Linked DNA regions of Homo sapiens: region 2 is linked to region 1. A link is a loop called in an ENCODE intact Hi-C map of the cell type or tissue named here. Cell type or tissue: ovary. All regions are shown on one strand. Links, peaks and the distances in the headings refer to the core of each region. The heading gives the core; the rest is flanking DNA.

The links. A loop is a pair of places that touch in the nucleus more often than their neighbours do. Peaks named below come from ENCODE experiments on the same cell type or tissue, not always from the same donor. Only the 100,000 strongest peaks of a DNase experiment are listed, where the experiment ranks them.
Region 2: it touches region 1 in a loop (2.8-fold over the local background); 3 of 110 quality-filtered maps call a loop at or near these places.

What each region holds. Positions count from the first base shown.
Region 1 is chr20:2,747,012-2,756,863 of GRCh38, forward strand. EBF4 (EBF family member 4) reads left to right here. Exons shown (of 17, transcript NM_001395167.1): 7 at 1,538-1,619; 8 at 2,390-2,507; 9 at 2,609-2,742; 10 at 2,836-2,962; 11 at 4,689-4,777; 12 at 4,911-4,976; 13 at 5,075-5,252; 14 at 5,346-5,534; 15 at 8,616-8,813. Among named protein-coding and RNA genes, the nearest start is that of CPXM1, 49 kb to the right of the region's middle. RefSeq lists silencers at 3,296-3,435, 5,214-5,393 and enhancers at 3,372-4,052, 4,121-4,632. In ovary, for the core only: CTCF peaks have their summits at 5,285 (motif pointing left) and 5,901 (motif pointing left); DNase peaks (open chromatin) are centred at 2,416, 2,920, 4,150, 5,890 and 1 weaker place; H3K4me3 peaks cover 1,720 bases; H3K27ac peaks cover 2,016 bases.
Region 2 is chr20:2,814,771-2,824,622 of GRCh38, forward strand. It overlaps C20orf141 (chromosome 20 open reading frame 141), which reads left to right and starts at 217. Exons shown (of 3, transcript NM_001256538.2): 1 at 217-247; 2 at 382-674; 3 at 768-1,060. The coding sequence starts at 415. The coding sequence ends at 1,005. TMEM239 (transmembrane protein 239) reads left to right here and starts at 1,594. Exons shown (of 2, transcript NM_001167670.3): 1 at 1,594-1,645; 2 at 1,774-3,292. The coding sequence starts at 1,785. The coding sequence ends at 2,243. RefSeq lists a silencer at 2,091-2,150 and a cis regulatory region at 6,524-6,905. In ovary, for the core only: no CTCF peak of the experiment used is centred there; DNase peaks (open chromatin) are centred at 5,751 and 6,521; H3K4me3 peaks cover 1,798 bases; H3K27ac peaks cover 1,476 bases.

The sequences.
Region 1 (9,852 bases), core at 1,035-9,034:
GCTGGGTGCAGTGGCTCATGCCTGTAATCCCAACACTTTGGGAGGCCGAGGTGGGTGAATCACCTGAGGTCAGGAATCGAGACCAGCCTGGCCAACATGGCAAAACACCGTCTCTACTAAAACTACAAAAAGTAGCCAGGCGTGGTGGCAGGCCCCTGTGATCCCCCTGTAATCCCCTGTAACTCGGGAAGCCAAGGGCTGAGGCAGGGACAATTGCTTGAACCCAGGAGGTGGAGGTTGCAGTGAGACATGGCGAGCCTGGGCAACAGAGCAAGACTCTGTCTCAAAACAAAAAACAAAACAAACAAAAAAAAAAAAACAGGAAAAAAAAGAGTACAACAGCCAGAATGTTGTCCATGGCTACCTTACTGGTAGGTGACAGGACCAAGGACCCACCCTCCCAGCCAACTGCCAGGAAGGAGAGGAGGACAAAGTGCTCATGTGTTTGTCTAAAAAGCAACCTCATCAGCGCATATGTGTTTTTTTCCCAATAACTCTATGTAAAAAAGAAGACATTCACGGTGTCTCTGTACCACATGTCTGACAGATACACCATGTGTATATGGTGGGTATGTGCTCTGTATGATTAAGCTTTTCCTATGTGTATAATGGATATAAAATGTGTGGGAGGAGGATATGCCATGTGGGAGGTGAATTTGCTGGGGGCATCTGCTATATGGGATGGCTTTACAGTATTTGCAATAACTATATTTTGGGTAATCATTTACAACATAAAATGCGTATTAATGTATTTGTTCTGTGTATTTCCTATTTCTCTGTGCATATACTGTGTAGGGTGGGCATACACCGTGCATGATGGGTACAGGCTCTGTGTCTGCTTAGTATGCCATATGTGTGGGATGAGTGCAGGCTATATGTGGAGTACATGTTGTTTATGCTTGTGTGAAGGTTATACCCCGAGTGTGTGTGATGGCTGTATTTTGTGAGTAATAGTATCCAAGGCATAAACAGTGTCTACAAAGAATGTGCTGTGTCTGAGGAGTGTACATGGTGTGGGTGATGGGTATACTCTGGGGAGGGATGTGTTGTATAACAGATGTGCTATATGGGTGATGAGCATATACTGTGACGTATACACAGTGTGTGATAACATTACATGGGGTATGTGTGCGTACACGCCACATACGGAGCATATATTGTATGTGTGATGGGTATACAGTGCGTTGGGTATAATGAGTAATAAGTATAGGTAGTGTATATAATGGACTTACTCTTCATGGTGAATATATACTGTGTGGGAGTGCTAAGTATACACTTTGTGGCATAAATAAGCCCTGTGTGATCAGCACACGGTGTGTATGGTTGTATAGCGAAGTTGTCATTGTGATGGGTCTGTCTGGTGTGTATCAGGCACCCTGGTATATGGAGGCCATGATGGGAATATGGGATGTGTGCCTGAGTGGGAGCAGGCAGAGGGGACTCATCCTGTGGGGAGGGGGCATGGCAGGGAGCAGTTGGATCTTCATCTGTTTCCAGAACCCCCAGACCCTTGAGCCCACCGACCACACTGTTTCAGGTTCTTCCTCAAGTTCTTCCTCAAATGCAACCAGAACTGCCTGAAGAATGCGGGGAATCCCAGAGACATGCGCCGCTTCCAGGTGGGTCTGGAGAGAGGGTTTCCCCTTGCAACCCCACCCTTTCCTGATGGAGGGGAGGGGAGGGGGAAGGGAAGGCTGTGACCCTGCCACCCTGGGAAAGGCCTCCAAGGCAGATCTCTGCCCAGCCCTGTGCCTCCCCAGCCTGGTTGGTGCCTGCTGGGGGTGGGGCAGCTCCTTCTCAACTTGTGCTGGCTGCCAAGGGAGGCTTCATTAGAGTCCCACTTAAGAAGATGCTAATTGTGACATTTTTACATGATTAACGACCCAGGCAATTTGCATAGCGTGAAGCGGAGAGCAGCTGCCCTTAGCACATCCCCAAGCTGCACACCCCTCTCAGTGCAGGGCGGGGGAAGAAGGCAGCCCCAGTTTTCTCCCCAGAATAGGGCAGGGGCTCCTGCTGCTGAGTTCTCCGGCTGATGCTGCCCACCTCCACTTGCCTAAGACCCCATTCCTGGCTTGGAGGTCCGTGGATACAACCCAGCATTCTGTGTATGCAAAAACAGTAGCCATTCTTTGCCTAAGGAGCCAGTTTTTTCAGGGGTCTTTATTTTTGTAGCGCCTGGGGAGTCAGTTCATCTGGGGGTATCACCTGATCCAGCTGGCCCCCTTCCACCAGCTCAGACACTGCAGGATTGAAGCCCTCCTCCTCCCACCAGTGACCCTAAATTCCAGCATCCAACCACCAGCCTCAAGGTGCTGGTTCCCCACCACATTCCCCTCCCGGGAGCCCCCGAGGGCCCCAGCCAGGCTGGCCTCGGCTCTCCCCGCAGGTGGTGGTGTCCACGACGGTGAGCGTGGACGGACACGTGCTGGCCGTGTCCGACAACATGTTTGTGCACAACAACTCCAAGCATGGCCGCAGGGCGCGCCGCCTGGACCCCTCCGAAGGTCAGGACCCCCGGCCCAGCCCCGGCCGCCGCGGGCCCAGCCAGCCCCCCAGGCCCCACCTCAGCGCGGTCCCCTGACCTGGGTCCTCTCCTGCCTCCCAGCTGCCACCCCCTGCATCAAGGCCATCAGCCCCGGGGAGGGCTGGACCACGGGCGGCGCCACCGTCATTGTCATCGGCGACAACTTCTTCGACGGGTTGCAGGTCGTGTTCGGAAACGTGCTCGTGTGGAGCGAGGTGGGCCAACCCCGCCAGTCTCCCTCTGGGCCTAGGGGCTGGGCCCTCCCCTCGCCGGTGCGGGACCTGCAGGCCTCCCCTCTCCCCTCGCAGCTCATCACGCCCCACGCCATCCGGGTGCAGACGCCCCCGCGGCACATCCCCGGGGTGGTGGAGGTGACCCTCTCCTACAAGTCCAAGCAGTTTTGCAAGGGATGCCCCGGCCGCTTTGTCTACACAGGTAAGGAGTCGGGCGGGGGAGTGGAGGTCTAAGGTGCGCGGAGGGAGCCCCACCCTGCGCACTGGTCTCCGTTCTTGGTGATAGGAGTTAGCCGAGCTCTACGCTGTGGCCACGACCCCTAGACGGCCCCGGGCCCCTTTAACCACCTATGCCTGTGATCGCTCCGCTCGCAGGACCGTCTTTCCCTGGCTCTGTGTGTTTCCCTCCCTGGCCTCTGGCTCCTTAGTCCCTTCCCCGGGGCAAAGTCCCCCCCACAACCAACATTCTTACTCCCTCAGCCATCTCACCTCCTGAACATTGTGTCTCCCGCCCGCACTCTCCAGGGTTTAGAGCCTCTCCAAAGGGATGTTTATTCCAAAGATGCCAATGGGGTCGCTGCTCCCCGAATCTTCTCTGGGTCTCTTGGTTCCCCCACGCTACCCCAGGCCTCACTCTGCATGTACACGCACACACACGTGCGTACATACACACCCCTTGCACGACGCCAGGGCGAGCAGTGAACACACGTGGAGAGGCAGTGTAGAACCCCCCAGCCTGGCTCTATTTGGCCGCTGGCCGAGTCTTCTCCATTTCCATCCTCCCGCCCCGCCCCAGCTGAGCCACCCACTTCTCCTCTCCACCCCACCGCAGTCCCCACCATCGCGCAGCCCCCCGCACCGATGCTCATCGAGCCCTTCGAGGGACACTCGGTAGTGACCCTACTTAGCCTCCCCGGAGCTCCAGTCTAACGCGGAAAGGCTGAGCAGAGAACCGCATGGGGTGGGTGGGGTCACGCGGTCAAGGGGCTGACAATCAAGGAAAACCTTTGGTAGGGAGTGCCTGCTGAGCCCGGCTCAACCGAAACCCGAGGGCTGAGTGGGGAGGTTGACCTGGGGAAGGAAGGGTGGTTGCAGAAGGAATGATAAGGACCGATCCCCAGAAGTGAGTGCTTTCTCTTTGCCGGGAAACTAAAGGAAATCCACTAAGTCAGGATCAGAGGTGAAGGTAGGGCTCTGAGACTGGTGGATTAGGTCGGGGCCAGGCTATCTGAAAAGGGCGGTGCGGGGATCAGGAAAAGGGGAAGGAGGAGGAGAAGGGCGTGGGGAGCTGGGTCAGACGCGCATACACACACACACCCCTTGCACAACGCCAGGGTAAGCAGTGAACACAACACACGTGGAGATGCAATGTAGAATCTGGCCGCTGGCCGGATCTTCTCTACTTCCATCCTCCCGCCCCAGCCCAAGCCACCCACTTCTCCAGTTGCTTCCCTGGGGTGCATGCAAACCTCTAGCCTTCAGATGCTGCAGAGAGTCCACTTGAGCCGTGATAAATGGAGATTGTTAAGTTTTTTCTTTTTTATAATAAACTCCTGATTTGACCAGATGAAAAGAGAAAACTCTCCATCGAGTCCTGCCCTTAGGACTATAACTCATATGTGTATACGGTTTCCCTTTTTTCTAATCACAAATGGGTGCATGTGTGTTCATACCAAGCGCCTAGGGCCGAGGACAGAGGCTGGCTCAGTAAATATTTGTTGAGTAAACAAACGAAAGAACTGAAACTTCCCTGAATCTCGCTGCCGGGGGTGCCTGGAGTTTTCCGGGGGACTTGGGCTGGGCCTGGTGGAGGGGGCTGCAGCGAGGCTCTCGGACTGGGCGCTGGCCTGCTTTTGGCGCCCTGCGTCTCACCCTGGGAGTGGGGGGCTGCGGGGGAGACGTCCTCCAAACGCCGCCCCCTTCCCCAGCTCTGAACGAGCCCACCATTGACTACGGATTCCAGAGGCTACAGAAAGTCATTCCCAGACACCCCGGAGACCCCGAGAGGCTGCCCAAGGTACTCAGAGGGGCGGGGCGGGGCGGGGCTGAGGGTGTCCTGTGGGCAAGGGGGTGAGGAGGGGCTCCCGAGGGCCCCTTGGTCGCCCCCAGGGGCTGCCCCTCCGTCCCGCTGTCTCTCCCCCTGTCCCCAGGAAGTGCTGCTGAAGCGGGCGGCCGACTTGGCAGAAGCCCTGTACGGAGTGCCCGGCAGTAACCAGGTATGGCGCCTCCGCCCTCCCAGCGCCGCCGGGACCGGGGCCCCCCAGCACGCGGCGCCCGCGGCTGCCCCGGCCGTGCCCCGCTCTTGTCTTCGCAGGAGCTGCTCCTGAAGCGCGCGGCGGACGTGGCCGAGGCTCTGTACAGCACCCCCCGCGCACCCGGGCCGCTCGCACCCCTGGCCCCGAGCCACCCACACCCCGCCGTCGTGGGCATCAACGCCTTCAGCAGCCCGCTGGCCATCGCCGTCGGGGACGCCACCCCGGGGCCCGAGCCGGGTGCGTGGGCCGCGCCTCCCCGCCGTCCTCGGGCGCCGCCACCGCCCCTCCCCGGCCGGCACCGCCCCCTGACGGCCGCGCTCTCTCTCGCAGGCTACGCGCGCAGCTGCAGCAGCGCGTCCCCCCGCGGGTTCGCGCCCAGCCCCGGCTCGCAGCAGAGCGGCTACGGCGGCGGCCTCGGAGCTGGCCTGGGCGGCTACGGCGCGCCGGGCGTGGCCGGCCTCGGCGTGCCTGGGTCCCCCAGCTTCCTCAATGGCTCCACCGCCACCTCGCCCTTCGCCAGTGAGTGTCCCCCGCCCGCGAGGGAAGGTCTGGGGCCGGGGAGCGGAACGGGACTCAGCCCCGCCCCCGCCCATCCCGGAGAGGTTGGGGCGCCGGCGCCGTGAGAGTCGACCCTGGCTCAGCCCTCGGGGTCAGGCCCACCGTCCCCGCCTGGGACCTCCCCTGCCGCAGAACCTCAACCCCACCCCTAGGCTGCACATCCCGGGGTCCTGGGGCCAGAGTACTCCGTGCACTTTTAGCCTTCTTTGCCGGTCCGTTATGCACATCGCTTCTAGGCCTCCGGTCCCCCTGAAGTGGGCTCTAATGGGTGGCGGGCGTCCATCTGAAACCTGGGACACCGCCCCCTTCCCATCTCGCGCCCGGACTTGGGGAGGAGGCTGGCGCCGCCTGCCGGAAGCCTAAGGAAACTCAGGGCTCGAGGGAAGCCGGCTTCCAGCCGCCCCCCAGCTCCCAGGACTCCAGAGGCCAGGTGGGCGTGGGGAGGATGTGGTCCCCGCGATGTCGTCCGGCAGAGCGAGCGAGTTCTGTGTGATCAGACAGAATTTGAGTTTCAGTGTCCAAATCAGGAGCTGCCGGGCATTCAGCAAGTTACTTATTTGAACTTGTTTCCTCGCAGTCAAATAGGGTCAATTCCACCCCCTGCTTAAGGTTGATCTCGGATCTGAATGTGCCACTGTGCCTAAAGGGCCAGTGTGTGATTTCGGAGTCCCAGCCCTGACTGTGGGCGCTGACCACATCCCATCTGGCTTCTTAGAGTGGGGAGCTCAGAGCTGGGTGGACAGGCAATGTCTGCATGTCATGAGTGAGTGACCTTCCGAACGGCTTTGATGCCTTGTCATTTTACACTGCCCTCAAGACTCTTCCATCATCAAGTTCCAGATCAGCATGTTCACAGCTCTTTTTAGCTTAGCTATTCAGCAGGCATTTATAAAGCGCCCACTGTATGCAAAGCCCAGGGCTTGGGGGATCCCCCCACTCCTGTCACCTGCAAGAAGCCTCCCTATCAATCATAAGAGAGATTGTCCCTGAAGTCCCAGGCGACTCTGCCGAGCTGGAGAGGTGGTGAAGGCTGTCCCAGAAGGAACTGGTCATGGCTTTGCCCGTGGTGCCCTCTCCTCTCCCTGTCCCATATTTGCCATTGCCGAGACTGCACTGTCTGTCCACCAGCCTGGCTTTCCTTGCAGGGCGTGTGTCCTGCCTGCTTTCTGGCTGAAGGCTTGAGCCTGGCCCTGTCCTCTGGCCTGGGCTCAACTTCTGGGACCCAAGGCCCCATAAGCCAGAGTCCACATAGGCCATGGCCTTCTGGTGTCCCTCCCAAGGCCCCTGCCTCTCCTGGCTCTTTGCTCAGGCCAGGATTGACTGCTCCTCCTTCCCTTCAGTTCTGGGGCAGTACCCTCACAGCCTCTCTGTGGGCACCCCCTTGGGCCAACACTGGTGGGGGTATGGAACATCACATACACTGTGGTCAACAGTAGAGGAACACTCTGCCCCAGTGTGCAGAACCCAGCCCAGCTGGGGTCTTCTGATTCAGCAAGAAGATCAAGAATTCTAGAGCTGCTTAAACCCAGCATCAGCTGGAGACACACTGGACTTGAGGGAGGGTTGGTCCCATTTCATGATATTGTCTTGACCGAGGCTTACCCAGGTACCCTTCCACTCCCCACGTTCAGGGTGCTTTGTGGCCCGACTCCAAGGGGTGTCATTCTCATTGAGTTTGCGAGAACATTCCTGGAGTGACATCAGAACTGCCCCAGCCAGAGGCTCAGGGGCTGTTTGCTTGGGTCTCTCTTTGTTTTTCTGCTTCAGCCACCAGCAACCCTGGAATGAATCACAACTCCCCACACTACCTACCCAAGGTACAAAATGTGGCCGTGAGCCCTGGGCATTGAGAGCTATAGTACATTTTCTGGCATTGGTCTCAAGCCCTTCATCGGGCTCTGGGGCCTCTCCAGCTGGCAGTAACTGTTGTCTTAAAGGAGATGAGGCTGAGGGCATTTGGAAGAGGGGCAGCTGTTGAAGGCATTCTTGTATCAAGGGAGGTAGGAGGGCCCTCTGATGCCAAAGGCAGCCTTCTCAGGCTATTGCTTTCTTCCAGGAAGCCCCACCCACCCCACTGCCTGCTGCCTGGACAATACTCAGATCACAGCCTTACCAGTCTTTACAGGAGAGAGGCAGGGAATTGGGTTCAGATGAGGATGTAGAAAGGTGGGATCCAGCGATGCCCCAGGCCTGAGCCCCCAGGAGAGGAGGCTGCAGGAAGAGGGGGCAGGCAAAGTCTGTGTGCAGGAGGCTCCCTTGCCATTCCCAGGAGGGCAAGCCGCAGCCTGGGTGGCTAGGGAGTTTGAGAGCAGGAAGATCTGAGGATGTACATCCCTGCAATTTGCTTTAAAATTGACCAGCTGGAAGTGGGAGATTCAGGAGACCACCCCCCCCCACAGGGCCCAGGCTGGAGATGACAAGGACCTGCATTAAGCTGTAAGGAAACAAAGTACCCCAGGGTGCAGGGGGAAGTGGGAGAGGGACAGAGGAGCATAGGGAACATTGGCAAGGAGAGCATATTTGAGGAGGAAGTTGGAGTGCTGTTTGTGATGCTGGGCAGAGAGGCTTATAACAGGAGCCTGTGCGTTCCCCCAAACTTCATCCCTAACTACTTGTTCCAGCTCTTCTGTGACTCCTGAACTATGACTCTAGCCTTGGCACCCCAAGCAAGGCTCATAAATGTTTCCTAGCATCTCAGAATCCCAGGGGTTTTCAGCAGAAATCCTGAAGTAGTCCAGCTGTTGCTCATCTCATTTTTGGGGGGTACCTCCCACTGTTTGTTTTTTTTGAATGTTCTGGTTTTGCTTTTGTCTTTACCTGGTCTGGCCCTGTCATCCCCAGCCCCGAGAAAAGGTCTCCAGAACCGCTGAGAGGTCAGGGCTGGCCCAGGACCCTCACAGCTCCCAGTGAGATCTGAGCCTGGTACCTGTGTCAGCAGCCCATGTGGGGCCCCAGCCAAGCTGCTCACTCTGGTGCTGTCTCCCTGTTGTGTCTCCCACCACCTTCCCTGCTGCGCCTGCCCCTCCCCGCCCCGCCCCGGAGTCATGCCCTCTAGCCCCCCGCTGGCGGCTGCCTCCTCCATGTCCCTCCCGGCCGCTGCCCCCACCACCAGCGTGTTCTCCTTCTCGCCTGTCAACATGATCTCCGCCGTCAAACAGAGGAGCGCCTTCGCCCCCGTGCTGCGCCCCCCAAGCTCCCCACCCCAGGCCTGCCCCAGAGCCCACGGAGAGGGGCTTCCAGGTGAGTGATCCACCCTGCCTCACTGTGGCAGGAAGGAAGGGCCCTTGTGGAGCAGCTGGGCTACAGGGGCCTGCTCTGTCCACATCTCACCAGTGCCTCATGCTGGCTAACCTGCTCTTCTTGGAGGACGGAGAGCAGGGAGCTCTGCTGGGGTCCAGGGAGGTCCCTCTGGCCCCCTCTGCCCTGGCCTCCCAGCCTGGGATGGTCACCATTCTGGATGCTCTCAGTTGACCACTTGGCCAAGGGGAAGAGACTCAAATCACAGTTGATGAGGTCTAGAAACTACCCCAACACTCCATCCCCATCCAGCTGAGCCCAGAGCAAAGACCCTCAGAGCTGGTGGGCTGCACGCCTGTACCTGTGCCTCCCTGTGTCCACCAGAGGGTAGCACACACCACTGTGAGGGACTGGGTCGCTGACCATGGAAGGGGACTGACCTTAGAAGAGGCTTAGCCCAGCTTCCCTCCCCGCATTTTACAGATTAGGACTTGAGACCAAGTCATCTTCCCACATCCCATTCATGAAATGGCTGTTCTCTCACTTTACCCATGTGCAGCAGAACCTTTGAACCAGCAGAGCCTTTCCTATCCACGTGGTGATTGGAAACTCACTGGGAGGACAGAGGAAGGGACTGGCTGTGGAAAAGGAGGAGGCAACAGGATGTGGGTGGGGCAGAACAGGTCCTTGTTGATGGGGATGGTGGGGGCCAGGGCCAGTGTCTTCCCTAAGAGGCTTACAGGTGTTTTCTTTTCTGGCTAAGGGATGCTTCCACGGGATCCCCTAGGACTCAATCTGGCATGCAGCAGGTGTTTAATAAATAGTCAAATTATTGAATGAATATATGAGTCAGAAGGGCACCGTTCACACCCACACAGAAGGCTGCAGTGCAGTTTGTGGGGCACTGATCTGGAAGAGGTTGGGTTAGAGCACGTCCTATTGAGTATTCCCCAAGACAATAATGGGTCAGAGCAACAGAGCATTAGGAAAGAATCAGTGTTGAAATTACGTAAGTGGCTACTGAAGAATTTGTCAGAGCCTT
Region 2 (9,852 bases), core at 756-8,755, 67 kb after region 1:
AATGCCTTCCTGACAACTCAGATCCCCAAGGGAGGGCCCTAGGGCAGAGAATCAGCAAAGGCAAGAGGATGAGTCTTAGTTCTCAGAAATCCCTGACTTCCCAGCTAAGCCCCACCTAGGCCACCAGCTGCTTATGAGGTCAGAGCAGCAGCAGCAGCAGCCCCCTCCCTACCCCACGGCCCCACGTGGTAACAGGTCACAATGCCCCGGGTGCCCACTCCCAGAATGCTGACCAAAGTGGGAGGAGGTGAGGAGGGTTTGCTGGGTGGGTATGGGGGAGGGGGAGACTCTGCAGGAGCCTAATTCCCCACTCTGAGCTCACCCTTCTGTCTGCCCGGGCCCTACCCCTTCCCCTACTCTCACCCTTATAATCCTTTTCAGCACTAGGTCTTCCCGTCACCTCCACCTCTCTCCATGACCCGGCTCTGCTTACCCAGACCCGAAGCACGTGAGGATCCGATCCCAGTTCCTCCAAGGGGCCTGGGTGCTGGGGAGGGGTCAGGTAGTCCAGTGCGTCCACCTGTATCCACCTGGGGCCCTAGCTGGGCCCAGCTCCTGGACAGTGTCCTATGGCTGGGGGCACTAGGACTGACAATCCAGGCAGTCTTTTCCACCACTGGCCCAGCCCTGCTGCTGCTTCTGGTCAGCTTCCTCACCTTTGACCTGCTCCATAGGTAAGTGGGCAGCAGCCTGGCAGGTGGGCATTGTAGGCGGGCGGGCCAGTGGACAACTTCCCTAAGCCCAGTCACCACCCTCTCTCTCCACAGGCCCGCAGGTCACACTCTGCCACAGCGCAAACTTCTCACCAGGGGCCAGAGTCAGGGGGCCGGTGAAGGTCCTGGACAGCAGGAGGCTCTACTCCTGCAAATGGGTACAGTCTCAGGACAACTTAGCCTCCAGGACGCACTGCTGCTGCTGCTCATGGGGCTGGGCCCGCTCCTGAGAGCCTGTGGCATGCCCTTGACCCTGCTTGGCCTGGCTTTCTGCCTCCATCCTTGGGCCTGAGAGCCCCTCCCCACAACTCAGTGTCCTTCAAATATACAATGACCACCCTTCTTCATCAGGCCCCCTTTTCTCCTTCCTGGCTGGGCAGGTGGGATGATACCCCTTTCTTCCCAGCCTGAACCTCACAGTCCTATAATATAGGTATCAGATACCTGGATCTGAGTCTTTGGGCAGCAAGAGAAGGTAGGATACTAGCCAGGGAGCCCAAGGAAGAATGTGGCAGCCACCTCAGAGCCTGTGGATTGGGGGCAGCCACTCTGGCCTCCTCTGTGGCTCTAGAGAATGAAGGTCCAGACAGAAAGACTTGCGAGAGAGCAGTTTGGAAAGGGGTGGATATCAGCCAGCAGGGAAAGCAGGAAAGGGACAGGGATCCAGGGAGGGCTTCCCATGAGAAAGCATGAGAAACTACATCTGCGGGGCTCCGAGGCTCCCCTGCCAGCCTGGAGGGTCCGTGCAGAGGGACTTGGGTGGGCCTCACACCCTACAGTGACTCCTCTCTTGGCTGGACCCCACCCCAGCCCGGGTCACAAAGGGGCTCCTCTGGGGAGGGTGGGGGTAGATGAGAGTGGGGACTTGGATCTGCCTGCCAGGCCGTCCTGGGCGCTGCAGGAAGCAACATGACTTAGGTAACTGCCCAGAGGTAAGTCCCAGTCCCTAATTCTGTAGCCCCACCCCACGCACACTGGTGCCCTCCTGACCCCTGCACCCCCTCTCTGCCCCCCCCCCCCAAGGTCCCAGGCATCTTCAAGACCCTGGCCCTCTCCCCAGGTGCACCAGACATGATGCAGCAGCCGCGAGTGGAGACAGATACCATCGGGGCTGGCGAGGGGCCACAGCAGGCAGTGCCCTGGTCAGCCTGGGTCACGAGGCATGGCTGGGTGCGCTGGTGGGTGAGCCACATGCCCCCGAGCTGGATCCAGTGGTGGAGCACCTCGAACTGGCGGCAACCGCTGCAGCGCCTGCTGTGGGGTCTGGAGGGGATACTCTACCTGCTGCTGGCACTGATGTTGTGCCATGCACTCTTCACCACTGGCTCCCACCTGCTGAGCTCCTTGTGGCCTGTCGTGGCCGCGGTGTGGCGCCACCTGCTACCGGCTCTCCTGCTGCTGGTGCTCAGTGCTCTGCCTGCCCTCCTCTTCACGGCCTCCTTCCTGCTGCTCTTCTCCACACTGCTGAGCCTTGTGGGCCTCCTCACCTCCATGACTCACCCAGGCGACACTCAGGATTTGGATCAATAGAAGGGCAACCCCATCCCACTGCCTGTGTCTGTTGAGCCCTGGCCTAGGGCCTGAGACCCCACGGGGAGAGGGAGGGCAATGGGATCAGGGCTCCCTGCCTTGGCAGGGCCCAGACCCCTAGTCCCTAACAGGTAGACTGGCCTGACCCCGGACTCCTTCCTCAAGTCAATGCTGCAGGTTCCTGGTGTGAGGGGCTGGGGGCTTTGAGAAGAGGGGGCAAGACAGATGGCTTAGCCATTGGTGAAAATTGCTTAGCCAGGGGCAGAGCTTGACCAAGCCACTGATAGCGCCCATATGGATGTGATGATACCCGTGGGGCCCCCTTGGCAACTGACAGCATCTTTTTCTCATAGCCACTCAGCTGTCTCAGCTTCAGACTCACTGAGAACTTCTACCTGGGTACCACTGGCCTTGCCATTCCTCCCACCAATCCCCTCTTTCCACTTCCAGGAGAACCACAGACTCTAGAGAGGGTCCCAGTGACAAAAATCTATCAGGGAGAAGGCTGGCCAGAAGCCCCAGGAGACCTCAACTCACTCGCTCTCCAAACCTTGCAGCCCACGCATCCTCCTCCCTAGACTTCCTACTTCCTGCCTCAGTCTGCATCCCCAAGTCTGAGAAATGGGCCAACTGGGGTCAGACAGCACCTACTCACTCTCTAAGAATCCCAAGGTCTGTTATGGAAAAATGATCAAGAAATCCCATTTCACCCACTTACACAATGTGTGGCCTTGGCCAATTAATTCATTTGAGCCTCAATGTTACGTGGGCCACTTCTGTCATGGGGTTGTTGTGAGTCAAAGACAATATCTATTTGTGAAGCATTTTGTAGAAGCCAAAAACCTGTAAGATGTTGTTTTGAGCTCTAAGAACTTTCTGTAGGCGCATAAGATCTTTTGACCCCAAAGACTGTTGAAGGAACAGGAAGCTTCTCTGGGCTTTCAGATCAACTCTCTGTCCTGGATAGAATTTTGGCCCTAAAATGGTAAACAAGAGGTCGGTTAAGTGTGTACAAGATGTAAAAGGTCATGTGCCATGAAATCTCAAAATGTGCAGATGTTGAACTATTTTGATTATGAAATGCTTGGGCCTGGGGCTGGGTGCCAGATGCTTGCACAGCTGTGTGAGTGGGGACAGCACAGCCCCAGGGTTTCCAAAACTGACCCAGCAAGCCGCTCAGGCACCAGAAGGGCTTTGGAAAGGGCAATCCTTTGATGCCCTGAATGCTGGCCGTTCGTTCACTTGCTGGCCCCTCCAACAAAACATTGAGTGATCGGTAATTACCAAGTAAGGTACATGATAGACAACTTTATCCACACCTGACCCCCACCCAAGCCCTGGCCATCCCCAACTCCTGCCCAGTTCTGATCCCTGCTTTATGTATAACCCTAAAATCCTTGCTCTTGAAGCCCCAGACCCAAGGTCCCCCTCTTTTGTCCCATAAATACTCAGGGCCTTGGGGCTAGCCCCTAGAACCCTGGTTCATTTTTGCCTTAGACTTTTGCAACCCTCCATGCCACGGATTAGATGCCTTCAGCATCAGTGCCAAAACCCAAGGTCCAGTCCTTCCTTTCTGTTTCTTTGTATTTCTCCCGCATTATGGCATGGTAGTGAGAGCGAGGTAGGACATGGGGCTGATGTGGTCTCATGGTTGGATGGGTTTTGGTGCATGAGCTGAGGCTGGGCGTGAGTCCCAGCACTCTCACTTACTAACTCCATGCCCTTAGTGGAAATCGCTAAACCTTCCTCAACTTCACTTTCCTCATGGGTAAAACTAAGGCAAGAACCCCTGTCTTAGGGCTCTGGCATGTGAGTGAAGGACCTGGGACCACTCCTAGCACCACAAATTATAGCTATGCTGTGACCATCCCATTTTAGAGATGAGAAGTCAGGCCCAGGATAGCCAGTTGCCAGTGGCAAGGCCAGGCCATCTGAGTCCTACCAGGCTACTCAAGGGAAGGTGAAGGGGGCAAAGGAAACACAAACAACCTAACTAACTGAAGACCCCAAGGCTTCTCAAGAGCTCCTATCAGAGCTAAAGCCCAGGCCTAGGGAAGTCATGAGTCAAGCCAATCTAGATGGCAAGCTGAGGATTCAGGATCCCATGTGGTGAGGGCAGAGACCAGGCTGCCTGGCCTAGATCCATCATTGACTTGGCCATGCATTGCTAGCCAGGGACGTTGCTCTGGAGCCTTGGGTCCATTCCAATGAAGGGAGAGAGGAGTTTGGGGCCCTGACCAGATGCTCTAGTGGATGGGATGTGGGCAGCAGCAAGGAGAAGACCTTCTTCCTTTCCCCACAGACTATATACCTTTTACCCTCCTGCCCAGCTGGTATGGGGTAAGGAGGTGCACCCAGACTAGAGAGCTGATGGGCAATACTCATCAAATTAGATCCACATATACCCTAGGACCCAGAACCCCAGAATGAATTTTCACAGAGGTCCATAAGGGCCTTGCCCCTCAAAATGTAGTCCCAGAATCAGCAACACAGGCATCACCTGGAAGCTGGTTGGAAATACAGTCTCAGGCCCTGCTCCAGACAGGCCGAATCAGAGTCTGCATTTTTTTTTTTTTTTTTTTGAGACAGAGTCTTGCTCTGTTGTCCAGGCTGGAGTGCAGTGGTGCAATCTCGGCTCACTGCGCTCCACCTCCCAGGTCCAAGCAATTCTCCTGCCTCAGCCTCCTGAGTAGCTGGGATTACAGGCGCCTGCCACCGAGTCCGACAAACTTTTGTATTTTTAGTAGAGACAGGGTTTCACCATGTTGGCCAGGCTGGTCTTGAATCCCTGACCTCAGGTGATCTGCCCACCATAGCCTCCCAAAGTGCTGGGATTACAGGCGTGAGCCACCGTGCCTGGCCAAGAGCCTGCATTTTAACAAGATTCCCAGGTGATACATTGTACCCTGTTTGAGAAGTGAAGCATAAGGGGGTATTATGAGAATGCCTATTGCACTGTTACTAGTGGGAGCAGGATAGGTAAAGGGAAGGGTAAAACAAGGCAGATGGGCCCAAGGGGCAGTAATTAGAAGGGGCAGAAGGTACATGAACCAATCTTAAAATCTTAGCATTGAAAAAGAAATGGAATGAGAATACAATTCCTCTTACACAAATTTAAAAGCATGTCAGCAAAACAAGACAATTTTTGGCAAGAACACATAAAAACGAAAGATAAACAGAATGGAATGGACAACTCTAGGGGCAGGCAAGTGGGAGTAGGGTATAGAGATAACAGGCAATAAAGCTAGAGAGCTTGCAGAGGCGAAACGTGATACCATCAACGTAATTCCTGAAATTCCTTTAAAAGTAGAAAAAGAAGTCCATTTAGAGTTAAAAGGCTTAAAAATGCAAGTCTGGGGAGAATGGGCATGGTGGAAGCCCTTCGGTTTGGGCCAAGAAGGGCGAGCCTTCCTATCGGCCTGTGTGTGACCTGGGCTGCTGGGTGGATGTGTTTGCCGGCCCTCCCCCACCGCACCCCGCAGGCTGCTCTCATGGGATTGGACTGTGGGCCGGGGATCCAGCAACAACTTCGGCCTGGCCGGAAAAATAAAGTCAAGGAGAGCATAAGGAACCGGAGCGGAGGCGGTGTCAGCGAGAGGGGCCTTGCGTCTCAGGAGAGGGGGGATCTACAGCGGTGCACACATGTGCTGGGGGATACCTGGGGTAGGGCTTCCCTCCGCCCCTAGGAACAGGGAAGGCGGCGTCAGGGGGCGCAAGCTGCTGAGGGGTACCCCTTCAAGAGATGGAGCGCCAGTGGCCACTCAGGAAAGGAGAGGGGTCCCCGAAAGGAAGAAGCCGTGCGACACCCAGGAACCTCCAAGGGCCAGCTGCGGGACATCGCGAGGGGGGCGCTGTCCTTTAGACTCGTGGGTGCAGAGAAAGGGGGAGGCTAGGAGAGGCCGAGTGGGGCTGGGGGTGGGGGAGGGACAGCCGGCCACAAGGCATGAGGGAGGAGACAGGGTCGTCAGGGAGGGGAAGGACGCCTGTGCGGCGCGCGCTAGACCAAGGCCCGGGGGCAGGGACAAGGCCATCGAAGCCGTGGTCACAGACGCGCCGGGAGGGAGGGGGCCACGTCGGGCGGCATGCGTTGAGGCGACAGGAGCGCCTGGTCAGACAGCAGCTGCTCTGAGGCGGGGGAAGGCGTGGTGGGGGGTCCCCTGCGGTGGGAACCCTGCGAGGACACCCGGGCCCAGGCGCGCGGAGCGGGGCGAGGGCGGCAGCTGGAGGGCGTCGAGGCCGGAGCGATGACCCTCGGGCAGAGGGGGACAGGCCAGGGTCTGAGGCTGGGAGAGAAATCCCAAGCCCGGCCCGGTTGGGAGGCCGTGGGCATCCACACGGGGCATGTGCTGGCGGCCCTGAAGCGCCGATGTCCCCGGACTCGCCGCACGCGGACTGGGGACCGACAGCGCGCAAGGAGAGCCCTCTGGCTCTGGCAACGAAGGGGCGGGCTTGGCGGGGGTGGGAGGAGAGAGCGCGGGGAGGGGTGTCCCACAGGCTAAGACTCCAGCACTCGGGGAGGGGCGGGAGGGTAAGAAGAGGGATCTTAGGGCCACTGTCATCACAGTGGCAGCTTCGTTGACTCTCACCCCTTGCCCCAAATCGCCGGCCTGCCGCCACTTCCCCTCACTAGAGACCCCTAGGCGTCGACGGCAGAGTTCCTGAGAACCCTGGAGAAGGAACGGCCTGATACTGAGCTGGGACTCCGACTCCTGGAACAGCCTGAGCCTGATATTATCCGATGCCCCTGAGGTAAAGAGCTGTCATTTGTGAGGATCTGACAGGGTCTGGATGCAGCCACCTTTGGACAAGTTTTTTGGTTTGTTTGTTTTTGTTTTTTTTCTGCTGAGCATTTTCATCTATATTCTGGAGCTCATACTTGCATCCTTTGTACTGATTCTGTTACCGACCCTCAAGGGGGTATTTGATCCCAGTGGGGTTTTTTCCCTGCTTGGTGCCGTTCATGCCAATAGACTGAGACCAGGTTCGGTTAAGCAGAGCAGAAACTTTATCATTGATCAAGGAATGGAGAAGGGGAGCCTGTGCTCAAAGCACCTTCTTGGGGCGGGGGGGTGGGGGGGTGGGAGTAGGGCGAAGAGGGATTTGTAAGATGTCTTAGGGCAGTAGGCAGAGCCTGGGGGCGGGGATTCCTGGAAAGATAGGGCTTTCCAGGGAGAACTGGAGTGTGTGCAGTCTCTCCTTCACTCCAGCACTGCATGTGCCCCGGCAAAGTGCACCTCCACCCCCAATCCCCCAACCCCCCAGGGCGGAGATTTCAATGTGGTAATGAGGTGAAGATTCAGGTCAGGGTAGCACTGCTGAGCTCCCTTCTCATCTTGTGGCTTGTTTGTGGTTACTGGCTTCCAGCCTCCATTTTTTAAAGCAAGCACAGCTGTGAACACTGGTTAATTTCACAGGTTTTGGGGCTTGCTGAAAGACTTGGGGTTACTCTGCAGTGACAATTCCCTACCTTGAAAATATTTTCCATCTTAAAAGAACTTGATTTGCTCTCCCTCTCCCGTCTCCCTCTCCCTCTCCCGTCTCCCTCTCCCTCTCCCTCTCCCGTCTCCCTCTCCCGTCTCCCTCTCCCGTCTCCCTCTCCCTCTCCCGTCTCCCTCTCCCTCTCCCGTCTCCCTCTCCCTCTCCCGTCTCCCTCTCCCTCTCCCGTCTCCCTCTCCCTCTCCCGTCTCCCTCTCCCTCTCCCGTCTCCCTCTCCCTCTCCCGTCTCCCTCTCCCTCTCCCGTCTCCCTCTCCCTCTCCCGTCTCCCTCTCCCTCTCCCGTCTCCCTCTCCCTCTCCCGTCTCCCTCTCCCTCTCCCGTCTCCCTCTCCCTCTCCCGTCTCCCTCTCCCTCTCCCGTCTCCCTCTCCCTCTCCCGTCTCCCTCTCCCTCTCCCGTCTCCCTCTCCCTCTCCCGTCTCCCTCTCCCTCTCCCGTCTCCCTCTCCCTCTCCCGTCTCCCTCTCCCTCTCCCGTCTCCCTCTCCCTCTCCCGTCTCCCTCTCCCTCTCCCTCTCCCTCTCCCTCTCCCTCTCCCTCTCCCTCTCCCTCTCCCTCTCCCTCTCCCTCTCCCTCTCCCGTCTCCCTCCACGGTCTCCCTCTGATGCCGAGCCAAAGCTGGACGGTACTGCTGCCATCTCGGCTCACTGCAACCTCCCTGCCTGATTCTCCTGCCTCAGCCTGCCGAGTGCCTGCGATTGCAGGCGCGCGCCGCCACACCTGACTGGTTTTCGGTTTTTTTTTGGTGGAGACGGGGTTTCGCTGTGTTGGCCGGGCTGCTCTCCAGCTCCTAACCGCGAGTGATCTGCCAGCCTCGGCATCCTGAGGTGCCGGGATTGCAGACGGAGTCTCGTTCACTCAGTGCTCAGTGGTGTCCAGGCTGGAGTGCAGTGGCGTGATCTCCGCTCGCTACAACCTCCACCTCCCAGCCGCCTGCCTTGGCCTCCCAAAGAGCCGAGATTGCAGCCTCTGCCCGGCCGCCACCCCGTCTGGGAAGTGAGGAGCGTCTCTGCTTGGCCACCCATCGTCTGGGATATGAGGAGCCCCTCTGCCTGGCTGCCCAGTCTGGAAAGTGAGGAGCGTCTCTGCCCGGCCGCCATCCCATCTAGGAAGCGAGGAGCGCCTCTTCCCGGCTGCCATCCCATCTAGGAAGTGAGGAGCGTCTCTGCCCGGCCGCCCATCGTCTGAGATGTGGGGAGCACCTCTGCCCCACCGCCCTGTCTGGGATGTGAGGAGCGCCTCTGCTGGGCCGCAACCCTGTCTGGGAGGTGAGGAGCGTCTCTGCCCCGCCGCTCCGTCTGAGAAGTGAGGAAACCCTCTGCCTGGCAACCGCCCCGTCTGAGAAGTGAGGAGCCCCTCCGTCCGGCAACCACCCCGTCTGGGAAGTGAGGAGCGTCTCCGCCCGGCAGCCACCCCGTCCGGGAGGGAGGTGGGGGGGGTCAGCCCCCCGCCCGGCCAGCCGCCCCGTCCGGGAGGTGAGGGGCTCCTCTGCCCGGCCGCCCCTACTGGGAAGTGAGGAGCCCCTCTGCCCGGCCAGCCGCCCCGTCCGGGAGGGAGGTGGGGGGGTCAGCCCCCCGCCCGGCCGGCCGCCCCGTCCGGGAGGTGAGGGGCGCCTCTGCCCGGCCGCCCCTACTGGGAAGTGAGGACCCCTCTGCCCGGCCAGTCGCCCCGTCCAGGAGGGAGGTGGGGGGGTCAACCCCCCGCCCGGCCAGCCGCCCAGTCCGGGAGGGAGGTGGGGGGTCAGCCCCCCGCCTGGCCAGCCGCCCCGTCCGGGAGGTGAGGGGCGCCTCTGCCCGGCCGCCCCTACTGGGAAGTGAGGAGCCCCTCTGCCCGGCCAGCCGCCCCGCCCAGGAGGGAGGTGGGGGGGTCAGCCCCCCGCCTGGCCAGCCGCCCCATCCGGGAGGGAGGTGGGGGGGTCAGCCCCCCGCCCGGCCAGCCGCCTCGTCCGGGAGGGGGGAGGGGGGGTCAGCCCCCTGCCCGGCCAGCCGCCCCGTCCGGGAGGGAGGTGGGGGGGGTCAGCCCCCTGCCTGGCCAGCCGCCCCGTCCGGGAGGTGAGGGGCGCCTCTGCCCGGCCGCCCCTACTGGGAAGTGAGGACCCCTCTGCCCGGCCAGCCGCCC